Linked DNA regions of Homo sapiens: regions 1, 2 and 3 are each linked to region 4. A link is a contact called in ENCODE Hi-C or POLR2A ChIA-PET data. All regions are on one chromosome and are shown on one strand. Each heading gives the region's core, a stretch centred on a gene start or an enhancer-like site at or near the end of the contact. The rest is flanking DNA. Distances are from core to core; before and after follow the strand shown.

Region 1 (6,142 bases), core at 3,541-6,040, 1.6 Mb before region 4:
CCTCGAGGGCATTGAGGTTTTCATTCATGTTTAGCGTTTAAATTAGTATAAAGTAATTATTGGTAAATAAGTATAGTTTAATAATATAATACTAGTAATTAGAAAAGAACTAAAGAAGCTATTGAAAATGTTCTGAAGCAAATATTTTCTTGACTGTTTAAACTGCTGAAAATTAAGTTGTCTTGTTAGATACTAAGTCCTACATCACTGAGCTTTTCAAGCAATGAAGTATATCATTATTGGTCAAAAAATTGAAGCAGGCCAGGCATGGTGGCTCATACCTTTAATCCCAGCAGTTCAGGACGCCAAGATGAAGGATCGCTTGTGCTCAGGAGTTTGAAATGAGCCTGGGCAAGATGGCGAGACTCCCATTTCTGCAAAGAATTCAAAAAAATTAATCAGACATGGTGGTACACACTTATAGTCCCAGCTACTTGGGAGGCTGAAGTGGGAAGATCACTTGAGCCCTGGAGGTTGAGGCTGCAGTAAGCCATGATCACACCATCGTACTCCAGCAGAAATCCTTACATTTGGTGGGAGAATAACCTTTTAAGTTTATCTCTCATTGCAAAAGTGTTTGTCTGCTGGCAATGTTCTGTTTCTTGGTCTGGGAATTTATTACACTTAAAATCTGTATATGTCTAATATTTTTATAATATGCCCTCCTTTCTGACCTCTTTTCTGCATGTATATTTTGTCAACAATAAGCCTCACAATTTTATAAGCCAGTTACCTTTTCTGTGAGATAAATCACTGATTTACATAGGCTTCTTAGACTCTCCCTGCTGTCTCTTTCTTCATAAAGATTCACACTTCTCTTAACTCCAAGGCCAGTGAAAGTTATACGATCAAAGCTCTGGATCCTCTCTTGTTAGGATTTTGGCTTGATAGAACTAAGTGATGATAATATTAGCAAATCAAATTGAAAAGTTTCTAAAATGCATCTTATTTTTAAAGGGGTAATTGATAGAAAATATAAGCTGGAAGTTATATTAGACCTTTGGTAGTACTGTGTGGACTTTTTATACTTCATTTTAATAATGAAGATGTTTAATTTATTTCAAACAGTATTTAACAAAGAGAATATAAGCAAATGTCGACCATCACATACAAAGCTTCTCTGGGTGGAGTCTAAGGGAAGACATGAGAGGTATATTTACCTCTACATTCAGTCTTAGCATCATACTCTTTCCTCTCCCACCATCATCCTTCTTTAGATGAGCCATTCTGAAGCAAAGTTTGTGAAAAACTACTTATCCAGTTTAATATTCACAAAATAACAGAAAAATAAAATTTGAAGGGGGACGGGATTTTCTCAAACTAAAGCACTTAGTTGGCAGATTCGTATGCTGATAAGACCTGGCTTTTGGTTTGGTCTATTTGAATTTGAATAAGTTAACTTCTCTAAGCCTCAGTTTCCTCATATGTAAAATGGAGCTAATAATATCTACTCCCACAGATGTTGAAAATATGAGATAGTGTCTGGCACATAGTGAGTACTGGTGAGTGGGAACTATCATGTTTATTCCAACTCCCAAAGAAAGCCCCCAGAGCTACATAAAATAAAGAACAAAAATAATGATCAATAACTTGCCCTTTAGTTTAAAAATGTCCTCCTTGGTTTGTTTCAGGAAAGTAGTAGATCATCCAAAAAGGCGATTTGGTATCCCCATGGATCGGATTGGTAGAAACCGGCTTTCAAATTCCAGAGGCTAATTGATTCCAATTGTGAGTACAATTTGAATAAGTAACAGTATATGCAGGTATTTGATTAATATTTCACAATGGACTAATCAATCCATTCTTGCTTATAAATCCCCCTTTTGATTTCCTAGCTTATCAGTTCACTTTTTCAATCATTTATGTATGCAATGAGTATAGTATATTAATGTTAAATAACTTAAATGATATTTAAAAAGCAAAAGAATGTCCTAGTTCTGCTTCACTCTCCAAAATTAATGATTTAGTTGTTTTCAGACTTCTATGTAATTAACCATTGAATATTAATATGCACACAAGGGTTAAAGTTCTAGTCAATATATTAAATCACCTCCATAAATATATAAAAATCCTTGCGTTATGAAGAAGACACATTCAAGTGATACACATCATTTTGTTGTCAATAAGTACGTTATTAGAATTATGATAATGTGGAGCATAGGGGAGAAAATGCACAGCAGAAAGAGCATTAGCCATGGAATCAAAACACTTTATCCAAATCCTGATTCTTTCATTCATTCATTATCTTGTTTCTGTTAAGATAGTTTATTTTTCTACAGCTTGTACATTTAAATAATAATGTAGTGGTATTCTGAAGATTACATTAGATGTTTGTAGTGGGCCTACAATATATTGGATACACAATACATGCAAGTGATAGTTTACATTACAGTTCTGAAAATTTACTCTGTTCCAGGCCTTATACTTGGCACTTTATGTGCATTGCTTCACTTAATCATTTTATTTCATAAAGCAATACTATCACTATCTCCAATATCTTGAGAATTATTGATGTATAAGGGTTAAAGGTGCCAGCTAAAGAGATCAGGCCTTATGGGTTCAAATCCCAGGTCATCTATCAATATTTGCTAGCTATGGGAACTTATTTAAATTCTCAAACACTCCTTCATTAAATTAGAATAATAATTTCTACCATATAGCATTGTCCTGAGGATTAAATAGATACATATTAAGCACTTATAATAGTACCTGAGATGTTAATTTATTAATAAGTATTAGTTAATATTATCATTATACAAATAAATGGAAAGCTTAGAAATATTAACTTACAGTGCCACATAGAGTATAAGTGGTACACATAGAATTAAAATCCAGAAAGGTTACATCCTGAGTGGGTATGTTAAACACAGCATTTAATCATACATATCCTTTAAACACTAAATAAATGTTTTTTGAAGGTGAAATCTTAGCAATATGTTTTCTTCCAATAGGACTTATAGAAGGTGCATGCCCGCTCCCTAACAAATAAGACAAACTGGAACTGCTTTAACAATCTGAGGCTAGAGCAGAGGGAATTTTGCCTTCTGCTTCTCTCGAGATAATCCTTAGACCAATAATTTAGAGGCCCCAAAAGTATCATATTAGCCCTGATCTTGTCTTAATTTAAATCATCCCATTTTTTCCCTCCTCCTCATGCTCTAAAACCACAATAAATAGTCAGTATTTTTTCTCAACTCTCTCGTTCTCAAAATCACTCAGTTAAAATAAATTTCATTATCATGGAGTTGTTTAATGAACCTCTGCAGTTAATGAATGTCTATAGATACAAGAGAACTTACTGAATACTGCCAAGAACACTGCCTTTTAATCAGCATCATCTTCAAAACAGGTTGAACATTATTTCTTCGTATCTAGAGATATACCAAGTATGGTCACTCTTCAAGGTTGTTAAAAATTGCCACATTATATTTGAGTAGAAACTAGCTAATTGCTGTTTAAAAACCAAGTAACTCTTTGAGTCCTCCAGTTTCTTGATGTTCTGAGAACATTATGACAGTGAGATAAAATTAATTAACTTTGATTGGTTTCCACATATACCTTTACCACCCTTGATTATCACCCATTTCAACATTTTTTAGTTCAACCACAACGAGTTATGTTAAACAAATTATACAGAGAACTCATTTTCATATGATTTTTTTTTGGTTTTTTTGAGACGGAGTCTCACTCTTTTATCAGGCTGAAGTGCAGTTGCGTGATCTCGGCTCACTGCAACCTCTGCCTCCCGGGTTCAAGCAATTCTCCTGCCTCAGCCTCCCAAGCATCTGGGACTACAGGCGTGCGCCACCACGCCCAGTTACTTTTTTAAAAATATATTTTTAGTAGATATGGGGTTTCACCATGTTGGCCAGGATGGTCTCGATCTCCTGACCTTGTGATTCTCCTGCCTCGGCCTCCCAAAGTGCTGGGATTACAGGAGTGAGCCACTGGGCTCAGCCTTGAATTTTTATATGAAGACTGAGACCATAGAAATTTCAGCAACTACCAAACTATGAAGACAATTGAATTAATACAATGCTTCCTGAATCACTGTTGGGTGAAATCCAAATTTGTATGTTGTGTCCTTCTCTTAGCAAACTTTGTTAAGCATCTTGATAATCACTGTTCTTATATTAAAATCTCAAGGTGAGAATATCACAAAAGAATCGATTTAGAAAAGAATTTATCATATATTTGCTCTTTCCCGTTCATCAGTCATTGTGGGTTCACCTGTTCGACCGTTTTGTTTCTATTTATTTTCCATCACTGTCACCAAGATTTCTCTCAGACATTTGTTTACTTCCTCATGTGAAGTTTCATGTTATGTAGTTTATGAATAACAAAAGACATGAGATGATAATATATTTCTAATTTCCAATCTAATTTTCAAAGTTACTTTTTATATTTTTATCTACTGTCAACAATATTCCTTTGAATTAAACAGGGGATGTATCATTTAACAGAGAGCAGCTTAAAAGTCATTAAATACTGTTCACACAGTAATACAGCTGAGAGGTTCAAAAACATAAAGTTTCATTTAATCCAACCCCATTTTTTAAAACAATTCAGGAAAATGGAGCTGCAAGAGGAAATTGTCCCAAATTTTATAGACTCTTGGGCAGAGCAAAATCTGGGGTCCGGGTCTTTGGACTTATAGGCCAACATTCTCTTCGTGACCCAAAAGGCCTTCTTGGTGCTAAGTTTTCATTGTTGGATGCTAAATTCATTGGTTATACATTTCTAAGACGAACAGAAATGGTATCTCGCACTTTACAAAAATCTTTGTTTCACTTCTGTGCAGGTTGATGGATTTACTTTTGGAGCAGGTTTATTTGTGGGTTTTCATCTTCCGGGTTTCACTTTAACACTTCCTATTAAAAGTAAAACTGCTATCTAATTATGGAAGTTTTGCTTCATTCGAGGTGAAGTCTGGAACAGCTGCTCTATGATGCCTACTATAGGGGCCAAATGCCCGCTGAGGTTTTGCTAACAGTCACTGACATGAGGCAGATGGATACATACGAGAAAAGTCACACAAATTTATTTAACATTTATACCTGGGAGGCTTAAGGATGAAGACCTCAACTTTCCAGGGGGTATAGATGCTTATATAACATCTTAAGGTTACAGAAAGAATGCAGACTCAGCATGACCACAACCAGGTTTTAATAATAGTTTCAAGACAGGCTATGGGAGAGAGAATGGAAGAGGCTTGGCTAGCAAAGGTGGATTTGTTATGTAGATGAAACCTCATTGGCAGCAGCCCTCAGAGAATTTAGATGGTGAATGTTTATTTTCAGTAGTTTAAAGGTACCAAACTCTCAGCTAATCTTTCCTAGATCTGGACAAGGGAAGGGCTGGTTGCATTAATGCAAATTCTCTACAGATCTACAGATGCAAATTTCCCCCACAGAAGACACATTTTCAGGATCACTTCAGAATATGTTAAAGAAATATATTTTGGAGTAAAATACTTTTTATTTACTTCAATCCCCACTTTGAAACTTAAAAAGCGTTTCACATATTAAAAGCCAAACTAACAGCTTTGGAGAGATTTGGATTAGAGGTTGTTAGATAGAAATAGACAAAAGATGGAAAGACAAATTGGGATAAACAGAAAAAAGTAAATTTAAATATATTATCTCAAGTCTTGTTTAGTCAGTCTCTTAGTCCTGAGAATAGATCAGTTCAGTTAAATAGCTGTGTCCCATTCCAGAAGGTGGCATGGGAGTTGGACTAGGCCTCTATATGTGATGCAGATAAACAGATCTTTAATAAGAAGTATTTCTAAGGAAATAGAAAAAAACAAGGGTTAAACAGAGGTTAAAAACTGTCTAGAGCAGTCTATAGACTAGTTTTTCTAGAGTCTCTGAAGCATCTTCAGAATGCAATGGCAATATGCCAGATTATTCTGAATTGTGTTACAAAATAGGGTTTCAAGTGAACTTTCTGAGAAGTCCGTATCAGCAGGCGTGAAGGTTGTTTACATATAAGTGGCTGTTATTTCTCTCAAAATTTAAATTGTCTAACTTCAGTCTGCCGGGCTTTATGAAAAGCACAGTTTTAATTTCTAGAGATTTCAGGTTAGAAAAAAATGGAAGAAAAAATTAAAAACCTTAGTTTGGAGACTTGTAGCCAAGAA
Region 2 (6,669 bases), core at 1,000-3,499, 1.4 Mb after region 4:
ATGAGCTAATGAATGGCAAAATGGGCAGATTATCACAGTACCTGAAACCACAGGACCTCACCCTAAATGGGCACAGGCCAGATGCCCAGTGCTTTTTTTTTTTTTTTTTTTTTGAGATGTGGTCTCACTCTGTTGCTCAGCCTGGAGTGCAGTGGCGCAATCACCAACCACTGCAGCCTCGACTTCCTGGGTTCAGGCAATCCTCCCACCTCAGCTTCCTGAGCAGCTGGGACTACAGGTGTGCACCACCACACCCAGCTAATTTTTGTACTTTTTGTAGAGACAGGGCTTTGCCATGTTGCCCAGGCTGTTATCGAATTCCTGTGCTCAAGTGATCCACCCACCTCCACCTCCAAAAATGCTGGGATTACAGGCGTGAGCCACCATGCCTAGCCTGCCCGGTGCTATTCTGATTCATACACTTATATTTATAGCCATCAAATCTCAGGGCTTCCTTGGGTCCCTGGGCGACCTCTGGCCAGTCTCTTTCCTGCTCTTGCCTCTCTCACCGAGCTTAGAAGAGGCTAGGCTTAGGGCTTCTTGTAAAATGACCAGCTTTCTCTAATTGAAGACCAGGGTACCCTATCACATTTGTATCTATTCTTTGCTCTTTTTCTCTTTCCTAGTGACCCTCATGTTGTCATATTTGTTGCCAAGCTCACTAAGGAGGGCACCACGGGACCAGGGTTGTCACCTCTAGGCAGAGGGGAAGCTTGAAAATGACAACACATGGCCCTAGGATGTTCATAGGCACCATCACAATTCAACTGCTTCCTCAAGGCCCAGGGAATATTTTTCTTTGCAAACTACTAGTATTCTATCAGTATGACTAGTAGTTTAAATTGTTTGGAATCTTCTGGTCCAAGGCAGAGCTGTGGGGCTGTGGAGGCAAAGTCCTGCCTGAAATGGGACCCCCTGCAGGGTGCCTGAAGTCTAAGGGTCTGGGTCCTCAGCCACGGATCACACAGCCTGGAGCCTGTGAGTGGGGAGCCCCTGCCACACTTCCCTCAGCCAGAATCCTAAACCCGCAGGAGTCCCGGGGCTCTGCGACACTCTCTAGCCCAACTCTCTTCAACACCAAACCCCTTATGCATCTGTCAGATGGTCCTTCAACTTCTGGGTGAAGTGCCGGTTTAAAAGTGAACTGCCAGAGAAGCAGTCGCTCCAGATGTCTTCAAAGGCCAGTGTCTGTAACCCCATCTGTTCTTACCTCAAAGGCCAGGCTCCCATCCATCATGATGGGGAGAGGTGGGAAAGGGCTGGCTGGTCCTGTCAACTCCGATAAACAGGTGAAACACTGGCCAGGTGTTCCTGGAACTGGGATCTCCCCTTTTCTCTCCCATGCTGAGCTGCTTCTTGGAAACATTCGCAAGAGGGTGACAGTCTTCCCTCCAGATCCCTTCTTCGTCCCCAGGGCACCAGAATAGCAGCTGACAGCCCCAGCACAAGTCCTTGGATTCTTTGTCATGTTTAAGAGGAGGCTGGCGGGTGGAAGATGGGAGAGGAATCCAATTATTTAGTCAATAAACATGTATTGAGAAGCCAGTGTGTGCCCGGCACCCTTCAAGATGCTTGGGATATCTGAGTGAATGAAACCCACAGGATCTGCTGCCTGTGGGGCTTGCATTCTAGTGAGGGGAAAGGTCAGAGTTCAGGCAGAGTCTTCCTGACACAACGGGCTTCCCTTCCCCCAGGGCAAGAGGGATCCAGCCAGGCTCCTGCTGGGCCAGTGGATCAGTCCCCGATCCACTCCCAGAGCAAGCAGCCGCAGTCAGCAGAGACCCCACCCTCCAGATCTGCCAAGCACATCGGCTGACTCCAGCCCCCAGAGCCACAGAGCCACTCAGCAATCAAGGAGAGTAGCTCCCAGCCACGGTTGGTGGCAACCCCAGGGCCCGCTGTGGGGGATGCTGTGGGTCCACTCCCTGCCACCTGCTTCCTGCCTGTGTAGCCACAAGGGAAATACCACCTTCTGAGAAGGGGGAGCCTGTCACCCAGATAAGCAGGTTTTGTGGGCCGCTTCCACAGGAAAACATGCTTTCTAAGAAGCCAGTCTCCTTCCTCTCGTTGTTTTCCTGGCAAGCAGAAGCAGCGTGAACACCTGCAGATCGCAGCGAGATGAGGTGGATTAAAGTAAACTCTCCTTACTGTTAAAACGCCCAGCATCCCCTCAAATGCTGGGGGTGGCTTCCCAAATATAATCTTTTTAGAGAAAAAAAAATGCCCACATCTACCACTGTTTGCAAGCAATTCAGACAACTTAGGTGTGTCTTCTCCCTGTTGCGGGCAATGAAAAAGAGGCTGCTGACATCTGTTTCCTTTAAGAAACTTGTAAAAAAATCCTCATGCAGATGCGCACGGTTGCTTGGCTATGAGCAAAGCAGCATGCCGTTCCTGACCATCCATGGGCCCCTCCTAACCTGAGCACTTGCTGGGGCCAGAAGACCCCTGCCCCAGGAGCTGGCAAGGGGGTACATGGTTCGAGGGTGGGTTTCTAGCTCCTAGGGTGGACCTTTGACCCAACCAACTCCTAATCAGCAAAAGCCAAACGAGACAAAACCACTGTGGGGAAACTTCTCCCTTTTTAAGCCCCAGCTTGTATAAATTAATTCTTTGTATACAACCATGAAAGGAGATCTGAGGTGAAACACAAGTCACCCCAATGGTGTAATGAACTTTCTGAAGCTTAAAAAAAGTCATCAAAACACGGAGGCAGTTGGGTGAGACATTTCCTCCAATGCAAAATCAGTTTCTACATCAATGATTCTCAGAATGGGGTAAGGTGGCAGGGGAGAGAGTATAATGAGTTTAGTGGCTTTTTCAAACTACCTGTGTGCCACTCCCATCCTCAATTCTAGAGATTCTGGCACACGCCCCAGGAAGCCTCTCCTGACCGAGAACTCCCGTCATGGTGAGTTCTTCTTACTCAGTGGTTCTTAAAGATGAGCTTGCACCAGAAGCACCTGCAGGGCCCGGTAAAGCCCAAACCGCTTGTTCCCACCCCCAGTTTCTGATTCAGTAATCCTGGGGTGGGGTCCAGAATTTGCATTTCTAACAAGTTCCTAGGCGATGCTGTTGCTGGTACCAGGGACTGCACCAAAAATCCTCCAGGTGTTTTGAGGCAGAAGATAATTAAGAACAACTGGGTTGAAAAGAAATTATTTGCTGTGTATTGCAAAAGAACAAAATCAAACCTCTTTGTAGCACCTCTTGATGCTGATGGCATGGCGGTACACTGAAGTATTGTGGGGGAAATGGCTGAGACCCCAAGGCTAGAGATAAACACATGACCCAGATTGTAGCTCCATCCCCCCCACTTGCAGATCTCGGACAGGCCAGAGAGTCCCCGCTGTGAGATAAAGTTTGGGGTTGTCAGCTGCTCATTTAGCTAGAGCACCGATGAAAGGAGAATAGGGCATGGATTCCATCTCCACATGGGTCAGGAAGCTTGTCCTGTCCTGTGGCTGTGGGCAGTGGCTTATCAGGGGTCGATCCTCAGGCCACTGAGCAGAAGAATGCAAGGGCAGCCACCCCTCACCAATGAGGCTACTCAGTGCCCACGCTCGACCCACCCCAGCTATGGCAGAAACTTTCCACCCAGAAGGAAAGGCCCCATTATTAGAATTCAGAAGGGACTTTGTGGCAACCAAACTTACAGCGTATATGCCAACGTCATGCCACACCCCAAAGGTCAGTGATGGTGCCAGTCATGATCTAGAAAGAAACTGGGCCTGCGGTTCCAGGGAAGAAAACCCACAGTCTGGGAAAAGTAGAATTTGAGAATTAACTTTGATTTCCTATTAATTCTTATCCCACATGGGATTACACTGTCTGGTAATTATAAGTGTGGGGTGGGGAAATCGATTCCTGTACTTCCTCCATAGAAGGGAACTTGTTTGTCAGAACTTCCAGGGCCTAGCACAGCCCTGGAACACACTAGGTCCTCAGTTAATGATAAATCTTTTACAGTCAGTGCCTCCCAGAGGGGAGAAAATACCATCAAAAGTCAGGACTTTGGGAGCCTGGGAACCTAGTGTTCATCTTAGAGAAGCTCAATGCCGTCTAGCACGGAATTCTGCAGCCGTGGAGCAAAGATTCCTTCCCCTAATTCTGTTGGCTTGCCTGGCTCTGCTCCTGAATATTTAATTGGAGTAATTAAGCCTATCACCAACAGGCTGTCAGTCCCAGCATTCAAAAACTCTCCTGTTGTTCTTCCAAAGAGTTAATGATCTTCAGGCCTTGAAAAGATCCTGCATTTTTGGCTGGTTATCAAAATCAACTAGAGAAGAGCTGATTTCAGGATGCTGACAGCCTTGCTCTCTTGCTCTGTGGTGGGGGCTGTGCTGGGCTAGGGGAAGAGGACTTGCATTCATACCCACAGACATTCCCACACACACACACATACGTGCACATCAACACCAACACCAAAACTTAGGTGTTCACTGATTTCATGAGGCGATTCATTTTCTGCTGGGTGGGGTGGGGTAGTGGTGTGGTGCAGCGTTAATGATTCCTGAGACATGTCCTGTCTTGTATGTTTATACCTCTGCAGTTAGCCTTTCTTCTTTTTTGCCCCCGATCCTACTCAAAGTACCCTTAAGTATGGAATGCATGATGAACAGGCCAGATGATTCTATCAGTTCTCTTGGAGTTTCCTATATTCTATTCTACCCCTCAAGATCACTTTCACTTCCCAGACTAGTCATTACGATGCCCTAAATGCTGGTTAAGGGTCATGACAAAAAAAAAAAAAATCCAGCTGAAAACTACTTGGCCATTTTGCATAAAACTGGGGTCAACCCACTGGTCTGTTGTATCACTTGACAGGAGCCCCTTAGGAAATCTCTTTTAGAGCTCAAAAGCCAGGTGAATTTTATCTCTCCTAAGAAATCCACTTACTTTTCCCTGTTTTATTTTTGTCTTGGCTGCCAAGAGCCTCAGAGTTAAATTTAATAACAGTTTTAGGTTTTGTATATTTACTTCCCTCCTTCTTCCTGTGGTCCTGAAAATAAGATAACTATTTTAATAATCTTACTGAATGTATTTTCTTTGTTGTAAGGCATGCAATTTTTTTTTCTTTTTTAGAAAACACAAGCTATCAATGATCTTAGTGTAAAATAAGTGCAGGATCCTGCACTCAGAGGGAAAGCCAATTGCATACAGAATGATGATTCCCTATAAACAAAAATTCCTGAATAAGATTAAGAGGGTCATAGTGGGCCACAAGCTGACAGTGCAACAGTAACCCTGTGCAGGGAAGCGGGTGGTCCCTAAGAGACCAGGCTTCTGAGTGTATGCTATCTTATTTCAGCCCTCCATGAAGCTTCGTGGTTTAGCTTTACAATGGCCCCTAGAGAAGATCTTACTAAGAGCTGTAGAAAAAGGTTGCGTTGTGCTTAACTGCAATCCTTTCACATGTGAGAGCAAGCTAACATACATCCGTTAGACACCTACTGTTTTCAGAATCCTGCCAGAGGAGCAGTAGGTCTTTTTCCTCAGTGGTTTTCTCCCACCCACAGTCACCAGTGTAGATAGAAGCCCTTGGAACCACGTTCCGCAGCAGCACAACAGGTGGGGCTTGGGAAGACAGTGCATCTCCTGCTAGCCAGGCTGCCCAGACCCTGGGGTGAGTGTCCAAGTAGGTCTTGGACTACCCTCTTCCCCCAGCTTTTAGAAAATTCTCACCCAATTGGACTGCTGTGAGGGGGACCTGATCTGAACCCTCAAACTCCTGCTCTGCAAAGCCTAGATCAGACAGAGGCCCAGCCTCAAAAGCACCTCACTGTTCAGGCCACACAGGCAAGCTCCCGGAAGCTGGGCATGGAGCACTGCCACACGGTATGGTCCTAATTCTCCTGTCTCATCCTCCGCAGCCTTTGCTCCTGGAGCGGCTGTGTTGGGTGTTCTGGCACCAGTGGCCACACGAGCCATGCTGGCCCCTTTCCCTGACATTTTTTAAATATAAATTTTTAAATGTGTCTTTGAGATGAAAGCAGGAATGCCAAAAGTAGGCCGACGCTTTCTTGTGTTCAATTACAGCCCTGGGGAGTACCCCACACAAGGAACTGCTCAGAGCTCCAGCCAAGATGAAATCTGCTTTTCCAATAAGCACTTCAAATGGCAGGGGATGTTGTTGGCTGGCTTCAGCAACTGGGAGGCCAACAGTTAATAGGGCTGGGCACAGAGGCAGGGCTGCCCGCCATCAGGGGAAATCTGAAGCTGCCTTTCACAGCAGCTTTCACCGCAACTGAAGTTACAAGACACTTTTCTGGCTCCCCCAAGCCAGTGGCATGAACCCACCTTTGGACTTCATTGAAAAGAACTTCCAAGATTTAATCTTCCAAGATTAAAGATTTTGATATCCAATGTATGGAGAATTAATTACTCTCTATACAGTTTTTCTTCATTATTTTCTCAGGCCAAATTCCTTTACAGTAAGTGTTAGGCATGTCCAAATTATTTTATTGGACTGGAATTTTGTTGGTTTGAATATAGGCCATGCCAGAAATGCTGATAAAATGAAATGAGGATACTGATGGTGGTGGTGAGGATGGATGGATGGATGCGTGGATCGATGGATAGATGGATGGATGGATGCATGCATGGATGGATGGATGGATGGATGCATGGATGGATGGATGCATGGATGGATGGATGGATGCATGCATG
Region 3 (6,383 bases), core at 3,761-6,260, 1.5 Mb before region 4:
GGGGTGGTAAATCACCAGATTTTCTTTGGTACATTTCAGGTAAGTTGTATACCAGGAAGCCTATGTAAAAAAAGAACCAATTCCTTATGAGGGTGCACAGGGTCTTTCCTATCCCATCTCTTGCTGTAATTCTCTTTGGGGCTTCTGTGCTCCGGACACACACAACTCCAGGATGGCCTGTGGGTTTTCATCTTTTTGTCTTTTTCCATAATTGACCCCTTTGCCAAGAATGTTTACCGCTTCTGTGCATAGGAATTTTAACTTACCTTGAGATACATTTCGTGTTAATTACTTTAAGGTTTCTTGATACACGGTTTCTTGATACATTCTGTTTAAATCACCCCCACTTCTTACATCCACCCCCAGTTCATAACAAGCATAACTGTTCCAGTGTTTATGACTTCAAAGAATTTTCTTTAGTACAACTAATTGTCTTTAGTACAGTGTTTATTAACTTACATTATACCTGTTTTCCTCTCTGATATTTCATCTCAGTGATGGCTTGGAGATGACTCATTCATCCTGAAATAGAGTTCAACACATGTTTATTGAGTAAATGGTGTTGATTAGGTGCATACTATGCCATTCATGTATTTAGGGGGAGATCAACAACTCAATGAAAATCATTCTTTAAGGAAATGGATGGGGGGTATATATATGTATGTATTTATGTATGTCAGCCAGTCCTCCTTTCCATTTCTAAGACCTGCTTGGCCTATTGTAAATTAATTCACTGTATATACAGGCATCCCTCATTTTATTGCACTTTGCTTTACTGCGCTTTGGACAAACTATGTGTTTTACAAATTGAAGGTGTGTAGCAAGCATTTCTTAGTAATAATGTGTTTTTAAATTTAGATATGTACATAACCTGTTTAGACTGAATTCCATCGTACATTTAATAGACTATCAATAGACTATATTAATAGACTATAGTGTAAACATAACTTTTATATGTACTAGGAAACCAAAAAATCGTGTGATTCATTTTATTGCAATATTTGCTTTATTGCAGTGGTCTGGAACCAAACCTGCAGTATCTCCAAGATATGCCTATATTTAGATTAACATATTGAAACTCCTTTAATGAGAATGGGGATAGGGTTCTAGTTTTATGTAGTTTGTTTATTACTAAATTTGTTTAAATGATGTTTGACATATTAGTGTGTTATGCTGTCATAATAGCAGAGTTTAATTCTGTTTATGACATTATTTTCTTCCTTTCTCCTACTCTTGTTTGACTTTATGATCCAGCTTTATTTTTTTTTTTTTAACTTCTTTCAATTAACGAGCACACATTGTGTGGAAGGTGCAGAAAGTACACCCACAAAGTCCCTGCTATGAAGAGCTTGCAGCTGGATAGGGAAGCAGCTGTGTGCTCGAATTTCAGAGCAAAGTGCATTTCTTTCTGTTAATGCTCTTCTAAGCAATGAGGCAGAGTTGTACGGCTTTTAATGTTCAAAAGAGACTTAGCCACCATCCCTAACACTGGGAAAATGTCTGGGCAGAGGGGAGAGCCTACGGGACCATTGAGATCTGGTGGGAACAAAGAATAGTTGTGTAATTGACTATGGTGGGAAGCTCATTTTAATAGCAGACTGGGACTAGTAGAAGATGTTGATAGAGTTGGCTTACGGCAAGAAGGTCAGCCTGAGTTCTGAATGAGTGAAGGTGAACATGGGAGGCAAAAAGTTTGAGAAATGGGAGGGTGAAAGGTGGTTCACCTTAAATGTGCCCACAGAGAAAGGTGGGAAGATGAGTGTATGCCGTTTATCCTCAGTAGGCTGTTTATGCTGTTTACATCGAAGGCAGAGGAGGTTAGAAAAGGAGAAAAGTTCTCTTCATGCTCTGAGCGTGGCCTGGCTGTGAAATAGTTTCAGTAATTCTCAATCTGGTTACTGATTTACAAAGTTGACTGAATATGTGATTGTTTTCCAGGTTGTGCTAGAATACTGATGGAGGGAATACAGAGGCAAATCTTGAAAAAAATTAGAGTGGGTTCAGAAGAAATTATATATTGGGCAAGTAATATTTCAGTATAAATGAGATTATATGTTTGGAAACTCCTAGTAACCTCCGAAGGGCAAAGTCAGTGTATTTGACAATACAACTCTCTGTGTGTATGTGTTCATGTACTTCCTCATAATCATTGAAAATCTTCCAGATCCCCTTCTAGCTCAGGCCCTCCTCATATCTTTTGGGTACTAGTTCAGCTTCTGCAGATTCAGGGACAAATTGCAATAATAGAATATACTTCAGTCTTGCTGTTGAGATAGTAAGAAATCATTATGAGGAGTCATCAAGGTAATCAGCAATTCGGAAATTTCTCACACCTGTTATAATGTGTCAAACCATATCTTCATGTTCATGGTTTAGCAATATGTGCTGTTGACAACATGAAATAAGTGAATTTAATTATAGAACTTAAAATGTAATATGTAAGACATTTAAAAAGCACAGGAAATAGAAAAACCCATGAACCTACCACCCACATCAAATGTTAATATTTTGCCTTATTGTGTATCTTTTCTCTTTTTGCTTTTGAAGCAGAATGGCTCATGCAGCTAAGGCACTCATGCCCCTCTTCGTCTCTCTGGAGAGAGAACTACTGTTTGGAGTTAAGTTTGTGTCAGTGCCATATTATTAAAAAAATTTTTTTTAACCATAGGTATATCTATCTACAAACTATATTTTAATGTTTAATGTTCTGCTGACTGAAGTTAAGAAATATTTTTAAAATTATTGTAGTTCTTCACATGATTCTCCACATGGAAAAATGTAATAATTTCATAATTTTTAATTTTAGTTAGCATGGTATTAGAAACATAGAAAACATATTTTTGGCGTAACGTTCTGACCTAATAACATAAATTGAAGTGGCTTTTAAGCTTTTTGTAATCTATAGAATGATGTGTGTTTTACATTTTGACCTAGTACCTATCATCTCTGTATGTATATATTTCTGTGATGTTTATATATAATACGGGAAAAGTTTCCCCAAACTAGTTTCCTGTACTGTGTGTGATTTATACTAGTCCCTTCGTATTTGTGGGGTGGGGTGTAGAGGTGGTTCCAAGACCTCACATGGATACTAAAAATCTATGGATACTTCAGCCCCTAATATAAAATGGGGTAGTATTTGCATATAATTCATACATATTCTACTGTATACTTCACATTGTCTGTAGATTACTTATACTACCTAATACCGTTCATTTAGGAAACAATGATAAGAAAAAATGTCTGTATGTATTCAGTACAGCCACATTTTTTTTTCCTGAATATTTTTTATTTGTGGTTGATTTAATCCATGAATCCAAAACTCAGGGCTATGAGAGCCAACTGTCCTCTGTTATTCTCTAGACTATTGACTTTTAAAATGCCTTTCTCAGGCTTAGTAAATTGATTTTTTGACCTAATAATAGATTGCCACCCATAATTTGAAAATCATTAAGAGTAATCTTAAATTTGATCTAATCATAATTAATCTAAAATTAAGACTGACTTTTAATATATAAGCACAAGCTTTTCCAGTATAATAAAGGTGTTTTAAATGATAGGTCAATACATTAAAATAACATTCTTTACACAAGATTTGATTATATTTATTTTAGCTAATTCATTAATTTTTGTAAATTAAGTCCGTGTATGTCTTACCCATTTAAAAATTAGATATTAATTAATTGAAGTGTTTTAGAGAATATGCGATGGTTAATGTAGAATATTTTCTTTCTGTCTATTCTTACCATGATTTACCTGGAGGGAAGGAGGGCCATCATTGTGTCAGGGAAGGGGAAGGAGCTCTTGAGCTCTTGCTGGCTTAGATGTTGACCCCCAAGCCCTGTCACCAGTGAACTCTGTACAGCCTTAGAAAACCCCTTCTTCCTTCTGGCTTTCAGTTTCCTCACTTATTAAATGAGGGTGTTATCTAGCTCATCTTGAAACTACTTTTATTCTGTGAAACATAAGGTAACTAGGACCTGGGCTTCAAGATATTAGAATCGGTTGAGAATATGAAAAGCTGATGAAAAAGAACAGGGCTTTCTGTTCGAATTACTGGTTTTGCTGTTATGTTTGAGCGAGGATTAAGCAGGTTGTATCCAGTTGAATATAGTTCTTGGGCAAGAATTATTCCTCCATTATAAAACCATTTCAAAATAATCTTGACCTCCCCAAGATCTCCCTCCCTTTTTGTGGCATTATCCCTCAGTCGTGAAGGACACAACTAATGTTGAGTGTATATGTGAACATACATAAGTGCAAAGAACGGCAAAGGAACGTTTTTCATTCTGTTTCAGTTAAGTGTCCTCATAGGCAAATCCAAAGCTTCGGAAAGAAATCTATCACTTTTCCTAAGCCCTGGGGAATGTTTCATGAGTCCTACTCAATTGCAGTAATCTGAGGCTTTGGGGAATTTCCTTTTTTTAACATGAATTACATGCTTGGAATAGAGTGAGAACATATCACCTAAACTACACGTCCTTAAAACAGCACTTTACATGATGAATCCTTCATGTTTTGTCTGTTTGTATGTTTACGAAGCAGGAGTTTAAATTGCAGCTTGGGGTAAACATGGATACCATTGTTTACCCCAAACCATTTCTTCAAGACCATTTCTTCCCATTTTGCTTCTGAGAAGACAGGTCAGGAAATGCCCTTGCCTGGCTCTTCAGGTGGAGGCAGAGTTGGGGCAGATTCCTGGTTTCCTTCAGGGTTCCCATTTTCTTTTGGTTTGTAGATTATTTTGGGGCAGCCCAAGGTTTAGAGGGACCTAGAGACCTAGTTCTAACTCATGTCCCTGGGGATTGACCCACTGAAGAATGTTTAAGAAATTAAGAATTTTTAAAGTAGAGCTCTGCCCCTACCTGAGGGACTAGTGAAAATATATTTTTTCTTGAAAGACGCCAGGGTAGACATAAATTGCTGGGAGAGGATCGTCTGAACCACAGGGAAGCATAGATTAGATTTCTTTTAACACCTCTAATTATGCAGTAACTCAGTTCTCTCTCAGTAGCAATATGCAAAGCATGACTGATACGTCTGTTATTTCAGCAGCACTTAACCCTCCATTTATAGAAGTGGATTGGAATTTCTAGACCTCTGGAATCTGATTCTGTAAATGTTCTCACCTCAGGCCAGGGGCCAAGGCTAACCAGTATTTTGTGACACCCTGTGCTTGGCACTAAGCAGGCACTATAGATTTTTGTGACTAAAGACTGCATACTTAACTAGTCACTATTTTATGCATTGAGAATTATAAAGTGTGTCATTCTGAAATATTAGAATTGATTTTTTTTAAAGTAAAAAAAAAAAATCCTTTCCTTTGTATGTTAAAGTATTACTAATGAGCCTTCCTGTCTGTTTTTCCTCCATCTACTCTAGTATGCCGAGATTTTGCTGTCCTGGAGGACCACACCCTGGCTCACAGCCTGCAGGAACAAGAGAGTGAGTAATACCTCTCATTTATGCTCCTTCAGTTTTCTTTTTTTAGTGGTAGCTTGAGGCTGGTTTCTTAGGGCTTAGGTGGGGAGAGAGCACAGTCACTTGGCTTCACCATCCATACATCCTGAAGGATTTCTTTAGGCAAATGATGCCTGGGTGATCAGTGAAGTTTCGGGCATGTTAAGTAAGATAGGCTGCCAGGAATTAGTAGACTGCTGCGTCTGTAGGAGGAAAAAGAGAGGTTTGAACCTTTTTCCTAGCCTCTTGTTGTAGGAGGGACACAATGGTTGTAGATTTATCTGGGGTGCGTAGAAGGAATCTATTCTTGCTCCTAGGATAGGGACTTGAACAGTTTTCCCAGGCAACTGTGGTATAAATGAGATCACATTGTGAATTTTTCTGAATCTTTTTTTCCATGTGGTGATGAAAAGTAAATCTAAGCTATGCATGTTATATTAAAGTACATACTTGTGAATATATGATTTGTGAATTCACATATCAATATAAAATTGACATTTTGAAAAATGCGGTTAATAAATAGAGTGACAACATGTAGTAGTAGAAAGAGCATTGGCCCTGGCTTTAGAATATTTGTGTAGATGTCCTGGCACTGCCACTTTGTTGCCGTGTGACCAAAGGCAAATTATTTAATCTTTTTGATCCTCTTTTTACTTAATGGAAAAGTGGGGATAATAATTCCTTGCTCTTTATTATATATTGTTGTTGAGACAATAAAATGAAGTGATGGATGCAAAGCTGTTGTTATGGTAAAGCTCTTAAGATTATTATGGCATTTATTACTAACAAACCAAGACATTATTCATTCCTGTCCTCAATCTTTTTGTTCCAGTTGAGCATCATTTGGCATCGAACGTTCAGCGGAACCGTTTGGTCCAGCATGATCTCCAGGTGGCTAAGCAGCTCCAAGAGGAAGATCTGAA
Region 4 (6,315 bases), core at 3,569-6,068:
TATCTTGGAAGCTCTAGTAAATTCCATTAAAGAAATAACATTCATTAAAGCACGCGCGCTCCTAAGCAACCATCAACATCTCTGAAGAATCAAAAGAAGAATTTCTACCCATAGAAAATCTTATCCACAAAATACAGTTATTTCCTCTAATGTTTTATGGTTGTCAGGTTGACTTAACCAAAGTCTTCCGTCCTCAGAGAAATGCTCTATTATCTGGTAGACTATGAATGCCTACAGGACAGGGATTATCACTGACAATTCTTAAGCTCTTACCATATGATCATACAGCTCCCATTTATTGTGCTTTCGAGGTGAGCACGAAGCAGTTTATATGACTTATTTCACCTAAAACATTCTGTCACTAAGGTATTTTATTTATTGAGTCTTTACTCACTAAATCCCTCCCCTCTTTGCAAGTATTTTTCCTAAAATGTTAATTCTTAGCTTCTTTCAGCAGAATGATGTAAAGGAGAAGGTGCTACCCTCTTTGACCTGTGAACTCCAGACCAAGCTATCTAGAGTCCAGCTCTGTCACCCAGGCTGGAGTGCAGTGGTGCGATCTGGACTCTGGTAGAGTCTAAGGGACTCTATCATCTCTACCAGCTCAAATCATGCCCCTTATGGTTCACATATGCATGACAGGGAGCCAGCCACTGGGAGGAGCATGGAAAGAACCCACCCAAGTCCCTGCCTTCAGCAAGCACGCAATCCAGTGGAAATGTCACCAGGCAGAAGAATTAAAATCTATTTATGATGTATTCAACAAACAGATACACACACAAATATACAGTTAGTTCAGGCAGGCAGAGAAACCCTTCTGACAAAAGGGTTAAGGAGTTCTCTATTAAGATGGTTTCTCTATTAAGATGGTTTTGGGGCTGGACCTTCAAAGAGTACTTATAACACATAAAAAAGGGAAAAAATGAACTAAGACACTGAAGCATGTGAGAACAGACTGGTGAGTAGCTTGGAATGGCTGGAATGCACAGACCCAGAGAGCAGGAGCTCTTGGCAGAAAAGAATTCAATGGGCTGCTTATTACAGGAAGTTGATTTGCTCTGAAGCTCTAACTTTGCAATTAATACTTAATTTTTACTTGATAGTGTTATTCTTTTTAAAAAGTCTTATTGTACCTAGCTCCAGCAGCATTTCCCTGAGGCTGCAGCCTCTAGGGAAATTACAAGACACTTGCCCAGGCCAGGTCCTACCTACCTCTGCTGGCCCTAGAGTTTATCACAGGAAGATTTTTTTTGTTTTTAAATGTGTAAATACAGTTTCCAGAGGCTTGTTCCAGGGTGACTCTCAAGCCCAAGCCAAAATACCTAACAAACAAGAAAAATCCATGTATGCAGAGTATAAAGATGTGAAAAGTGTTTTGTGAACTATTTCTAAAGCGTGCAACATAACAAGAAAACATTATAACTCTTATCACTGCTGGGACTGAACTCAGTCCAATGACCTCCAACAGAAAAGAATTAAGGTCCTGAACACCCACATCCAGAGTCAACACTTCGTTTAACAAAATAAAATAATAAAAGTGTTGCTTAGTCAGTTAGGAAAAAAAAAATCCAACGGTAGACACCAGAAATGACTTCACTGTGAAGGACAGATTTCCAGAAATAACACATGTCTAATGCCATTTCTGAAACTACAGCTAGGCAGAAAAAACAATTCTTTTTACCTTTATTTATTCCCAGAATAACAGAAACAAGAACCAAGAGCAACCTTTTCTTGACATCCTTCTGGTGTTTCTGGAAAAATATCTCCTTGCAATAAATAGTGGAGCATGTCCCTGCTTCCCTCACAGAACAGGTATGTAGGTCCATTTTTAGTATATAAAACTAGCTAATGGTAATATGCAAACAGAAATTCTCATCATTGTGTAGATGATCTATTTGCACTGATCACAGATGCCAGGAGAAATTCCCAACATAAATAAAAAGACTAAGAAGGTTTTTTTCCTGGTATTTTCAAGGCAATATACTTAGGGAAATCATAATTTGAGCATATCTTGGAAACTCAAGACACCAAATAAACAAAGAGCTTGTACTTGTCCTTTAAAGAAAGCCTGGGTTTTAGAATGGGGCAGGCTTAGCTTGTAAGGTCTGATGGGGCATCAGGACAAAAGCGAAACCTGAACTTCCCACATGATAATTTTCTAGGTATAGAAAAAGTCTGATGCAATCTGTTCTGTAAGCAATGATTACAGAAAAAAAAAAAAAAATCCTACCTATAAAGTTCACAGTTGGCATACCCTGCCATTCCCGACTGTGCAGGTACAAACTCATCAATTTTGAAAGCCATGAAGCCAAGTGATTGTGCTATCTGGTTAAAAACCTTTGAAACAAACAAATTTCGGCAAAAATGATACATGCTCTGAGGATATGGCATTACGTCATAACGATCCTCCTCACATCCTCCATGGCAGGCGGTTATTGATATAAGATGTACGTGCTTCTCAGGAGTCCCTAAATACTAGGTCCACGCAGAGACATGGGGAGAGGAAGAAAGAATGGTGATTTTAAATATTACTCATAAAAACTCAGTTTATCCTGCGTGGGGGAAGAAATGATAGCAACATCTCCTACCCCAGTCTAGAGTTGTATTTTTAGAGGTCATGTTCACTATTTCTTAGCGGCTTATCTCAAAGAAAAGGAATACCACGCAGGGGGAGACTTATTTAAACTACAAAACACACATCATCTTCTGACTTGTACAAAGTTCTTATAGAAGTTTTCTGGTCACATTAATTGGGTGAGTCATTTTATCTCAAACAGGTAGGTGTATTATGCAATTTTTCATGAGAAAACATAAATACAGATTTACATATGGTCACCTGAATTTTTAGACATTGCCATCTAATTCAACCATGCATTTGTAATACATTGAAGGCCGAAACAGGACAAGGCTGCAAGCCAAATTCAGACTGCAGGCAGCCGATTCATAACATCTGGATTAGAATAATTAATGTAATAGAACAAGAGCAGGAAAATAATTAATAAATAGAACAAAATAATTAATGTAACAGAACAAGAGCAGGAAAAGCTGGTATCATAAGAGGCACTGGAAATTTGCTGTTTCCAAGCTGGTAAAAGAAAGGCAAAAGAAAGGTATTTGCAAATCCATTGCAAGAGAAGAGAGATGGTAGGAGTCCTCCCTCTGCATAACATTTTCAAGGGCTTCCCTTGCAGGCTTAGTGTGATACCAAATGAGGTTCTAGATGACACTGTTTAACATGATGCCTGGCACCTAGCAAACAGCCAATACATGTTAATGCTTTTATTACTGTTATTAAGATAGCAAAACTTAAATGGGTCTTCCACACCAGCTACATGACCTCTGGTAAACTACTTAACATTTCTAGCTCAGTTTTCTCATCTGTAAAATGTGTCGGCACAGACCAAGCTTCAATAAATGTCAGCTGTTATTACTGGTATAGAGGTGATGGGAAGCCCTTCCCAAAAATGTGATCCATGAGAAAAGAAAAACTCTAAAAGCTGTGAACAAAAGGCAAAGTTTTAACAAATTACATTCCGATGGTTGATTCGACTTTAGGCCTATTATTTAACCCACCTGCACTTTTACTGCTTGGTTTGTAGAATGGAGAAAAACAAACTCATTTACTTCATAGGGTAAAATCATCTTGTACATTCTCTTGTGTCAAACAATGATTACAATTATTAGCCCAGATATTAAATATTAACACTTCTATTCCATGACACACACCCATGACGACCACTCACAAATTCATGTGGCACTGGCAGCTCCTTTGGCCCACACTTCAGGAATCGTGCTACATAACAACCCCCACTGCCCGTGAGGCAGGGTCCATCTTCAGCTCCCAACGTGCTTTCACACCCAGCAGGCTCACTGGTCCCCACATCCAGTGACTGGGAGTTCAGATAATTTTGTCCCCATTTTACAGATGAGGATTTAGACACTGGGTCTTTGAATTAATAACCCAAAGCTCACCCTAGGTTATGACCTTGCCTGCCTCTAGTAGCAAATACATGCTACAGAGAAAGGCTCAGAAAAAGTCTTAATTTAGGAGTTTGCTAAACTTCAGTCATTGCTTTTTTTATTTTTATTTGGGATAGAGTTTCGCTGTTGATGCCTAGGCTGGCATGATCTCAGCTCACTGCAACCTCTGCCTCCCAGGTTCAAGAGATTCTCCTGCCTCAGCCTCCTGAGTAGCTGGGATTACAGGCACCTGCCACCACACCTGGCTACTTTTTGTATTTTTTTAGTAGAGACGGGGTTTCACCATGTTGGCCAGGCCGGTCTCGAACTCCTGACCTCAGGTGATCTGCCTGCCTCGGCCTCCCAAAGTGCTGGGATTACAGACGTGAGCCACCGCGCCCGGCCATAGTCATTGCTTATTAATACAGCTGGTACGAGCAGACCCAGGCTAATATTATAGCAACTGAAAAGCAGAACGTAGCTCTATAATTACCCTAATGTTTCTAACAGAATTACACAAAGGGCATAGAATTATGTACAAAAGGGGGAAAATTGTATTAGACACCTCTGAACCTTTGAAATTGTATTACTTAGAACCTTGGCAAATGAGCAGTAAGTATTTAAAGAAGATTAAGATGAATTTTCCTTTTGGTGTCCTACTTAATTTGCACGACAATATTTGGCTTCCACAGTCAATGTAAACTGCTCAGGGCCGCCTTGGTGCCTTCCAAGACGCAGTTACATTCAGCCCAGCCAGCTGCCCAGAGCTTTTGCACCACCAAAAGCAGCAGGGGCCAAGTTACCAACCTCCCAACGCAGGTCAAAGCACCCCTGGAGTTTAATGAGTCACTCTTCTGAGAGCCACAGCCAGCGATGTGGGTTTCCCCATGTGTCAAGTGACATGACGTCTTTACTTCTTCGAATGAGAACCGAAACTGCGTTCCAAACATTTCCTTGAAATATAAATCACTGCCCTCAAACCGACCACCACTGCAAATCTCTACATCTAACCCATCATTTCAAAAGTATAGCTACCTAACACAGGTTTTGATATCAGTAAGAGGCAACTCTACTTACGGAGTCCTAAAATCACAGACCAGGAAGGGAAGCCTAATTTCCTCAATTTATAGTTGGGGAAAGTGAGGGCCAGAAAGAGGAGGTGATTAGCTGAAGATGACACAGTAAGTGACAGAAGAAGGCTGCCAACACCCCTTGACTGTATGGGAAAACATCGCATTTCCTCAAACATCTGGGAAACATCCTTAACAATTCTCAGCACTTAGCACTTAGCCTCAGGTGGGCTTCACTGCCCATTTCTCAGGGTCCAGTCCAGGCATTCCCCCGTGTCCAAGCACTTTTCTCCCTTTCGAAACCAGTGCATGATTCCCGTCCCCCACATCTTTAAAGAGCCACCTCTGGCTGGGGGGTGGCTCATGTCTGTAATCTCAGCACTTTGGGAGGCCCACGGTGGGAGGATCGCTTGAGGCCAGGAGTTTGAAAACAGTCTGGGCAACATAGAGAGACCCTATCTCTACTACATATTTAAAAATTAGCTGGGTATAGTGGTCTGTGCCTATAGTCCCAGCTACTGTGGAGGCTGAGGCAAAAGGATTGTTTGAGCCCAGGAGTTAGAGGCTGCCTGAGCTATGATTGTGCCACTGCACTCCAGCCTAGGGAACAGAGACAGACTCTGTCTCTAAAAAAGAAATAATTTAAAGAGCCACTCTTGTTTTCCCATTCTGTTCCCTGTTCAAGCTCTTCTCTCCCCAGCAAATTTTTGTTGTTTTTGTTTTGTGTTGTTTTGTTTTTGAGACAGAGTCTCGCTCTGTCACCCAGGCTGTAGTGCAGTGGCGCAATCTGGACTCAAAACGACCTCTGCCTCCTAGATACAAGCGATTCTCCTGCCTCAGCCTCAGGAGTAGCTGGGATTATAGGCGCCCACCACCATGCCTGGCTGATTTTTTTGTATTTTTAATAGAGACGAGGCTTCACCATGTTGGACAGGCTGGTTTCAAACTCCTAACCTCAAGTGATCCACTCGCCTCGGCCTCCCAAAGTGGTAGGAGTATGAGCCACCCCACCTGGCCTCCAATGGATTTTTGAGTAGAACGTGGTTTCCGCAGCTTTTTGCCCAATCCTGTACCTGGCTTCCCTTGAAGATAAGCACAGGGACTATTTTCACCTGAGAGGTCTTCACCTCTCATTTTAATAGGGAGGCAACAGGTAACTGGAGAAACAAACCTGAGAACATGTAAAAGCTGCCAGTCTTACAAACATTTTGCCCATGTCCATAACACAGTGTCATTTTTTTTTCTGAGAAAGCGATTGGAGTTTCCACTTTATTGCTCAAACTAG

The links. Hi-C counts contacts between places; a loop is a spot of excess contacts on that map. ChIA-PET counts read pairs that join two places held with the same protein, here RNA polymerase II (POLR2A). Pooled maps may share reads with other maps.
Region 1: a loop to region 4 is called in a pooled map, with 6 times the contacts of the local background. The contact joins two enhancer-like sites. A Hi-C loop is called at or near these places in 2 of 37 single-sample maps with no recorded cell type and 3 of 50 pooled maps.
Region 2: a map of naive thymus-derived CD4-positive, alpha-beta T cell shows a loop between it and region 4 (7-fold over the local background). The contact joins two enhancer-like sites. A Hi-C loop is called at or near these places in 1 of 168 maps with a recorded cell type or tissue (naive thymus-derived CD4-positive, alpha-beta T cell), 1 of 37 single-sample maps with no recorded cell type and 8 of 50 pooled maps. POLR2A ChIA-PET finds 5 or more read pairs at or near these places in 1 of 52 experiments (activated CD4-positive, alpha-beta memory T cell).
Region 3: a loop to region 4 is called in a map with no recorded cell type, with 3 times the contacts of the local background. The contact joins two enhancer-like sites. A Hi-C loop is called at or near these places in 1 of 168 maps with a recorded cell type or tissue (endothelial cell of umbilical vein), 1 of 37 single-sample maps with no recorded cell type and 3 of 50 pooled maps.

Annotation. Positions count from the first base shown.
Region 1 is chr3:191,248,406-191,254,547 of GRCh38, forward strand. OSTN (osteocrin) reads left to right here. Exons shown (of 5, transcript NM_198184.2): 4 at 1,632-1,728. The coding sequence ends at 1,716. Among named protein-coding and RNA genes, the nearest start is that of OSTN-AS1, 17 kb to the left of the region's middle. Within about 2 kb of position 4,791, at least 3 of the 41 ENCODE cell types and tissues checked have a DNase peak (open chromatin) inside an H3K27ac peak, as active enhancers do.
Region 2 is chr3:194,304,547-194,311,215 of GRCh38, forward strand. It overlaps LINC00887 (long intergenic non-protein coding RNA 887), which reads right to left. Exons shown (of 3, transcript NR_024480.1): 2 at 1,211-1,481. Among named protein-coding and RNA genes, the nearest start is that of LINC00887, 4.9 kb to the right of the region's middle. RefSeq lists enhancers at 2,366-2,605, 3,116-3,265, 4,819-4,868. Within about 2 kb of position 2,250, at least 5 of the 41 ENCODE cell types and tissues checked have a DNase peak (open chromatin) inside an H3K27ac peak, as active enhancers do.
Region 3 is chr3:191,351,706-191,358,088 of GRCh38, forward strand. CCDC50 (coiled-coil domain containing 50) reads left to right here. Exons shown (of 12, transcript NM_178335.3): 2 at 5,383-5,445; 3 at 6,293-6,383. Among named protein-coding and RNA genes, the nearest start is that of UTS2B, 24 kb to the left of the region's middle. Within about 2 kb of position 5,011, at least 11 of the 41 ENCODE cell types and tissues checked have a DNase peak (open chromatin) inside an H3K27ac peak, as active enhancers do.
Region 4 is chr3:192,888,378-192,894,692 of GRCh38, forward strand. The region is part of intron 1 of MB21D2 (Mab-21 domain containing 2); the gene reads right to left. Among named protein-coding and RNA genes, the nearest start is that of MB21D2, 26 kb to the right of the region's middle. RefSeq lists an enhancer at 4,719-5,028. Within about 2 kb of position 4,819, at least 16 of the 41 ENCODE cell types and tissues checked have a DNase peak (open chromatin) inside an H3K27ac peak, as active enhancers do.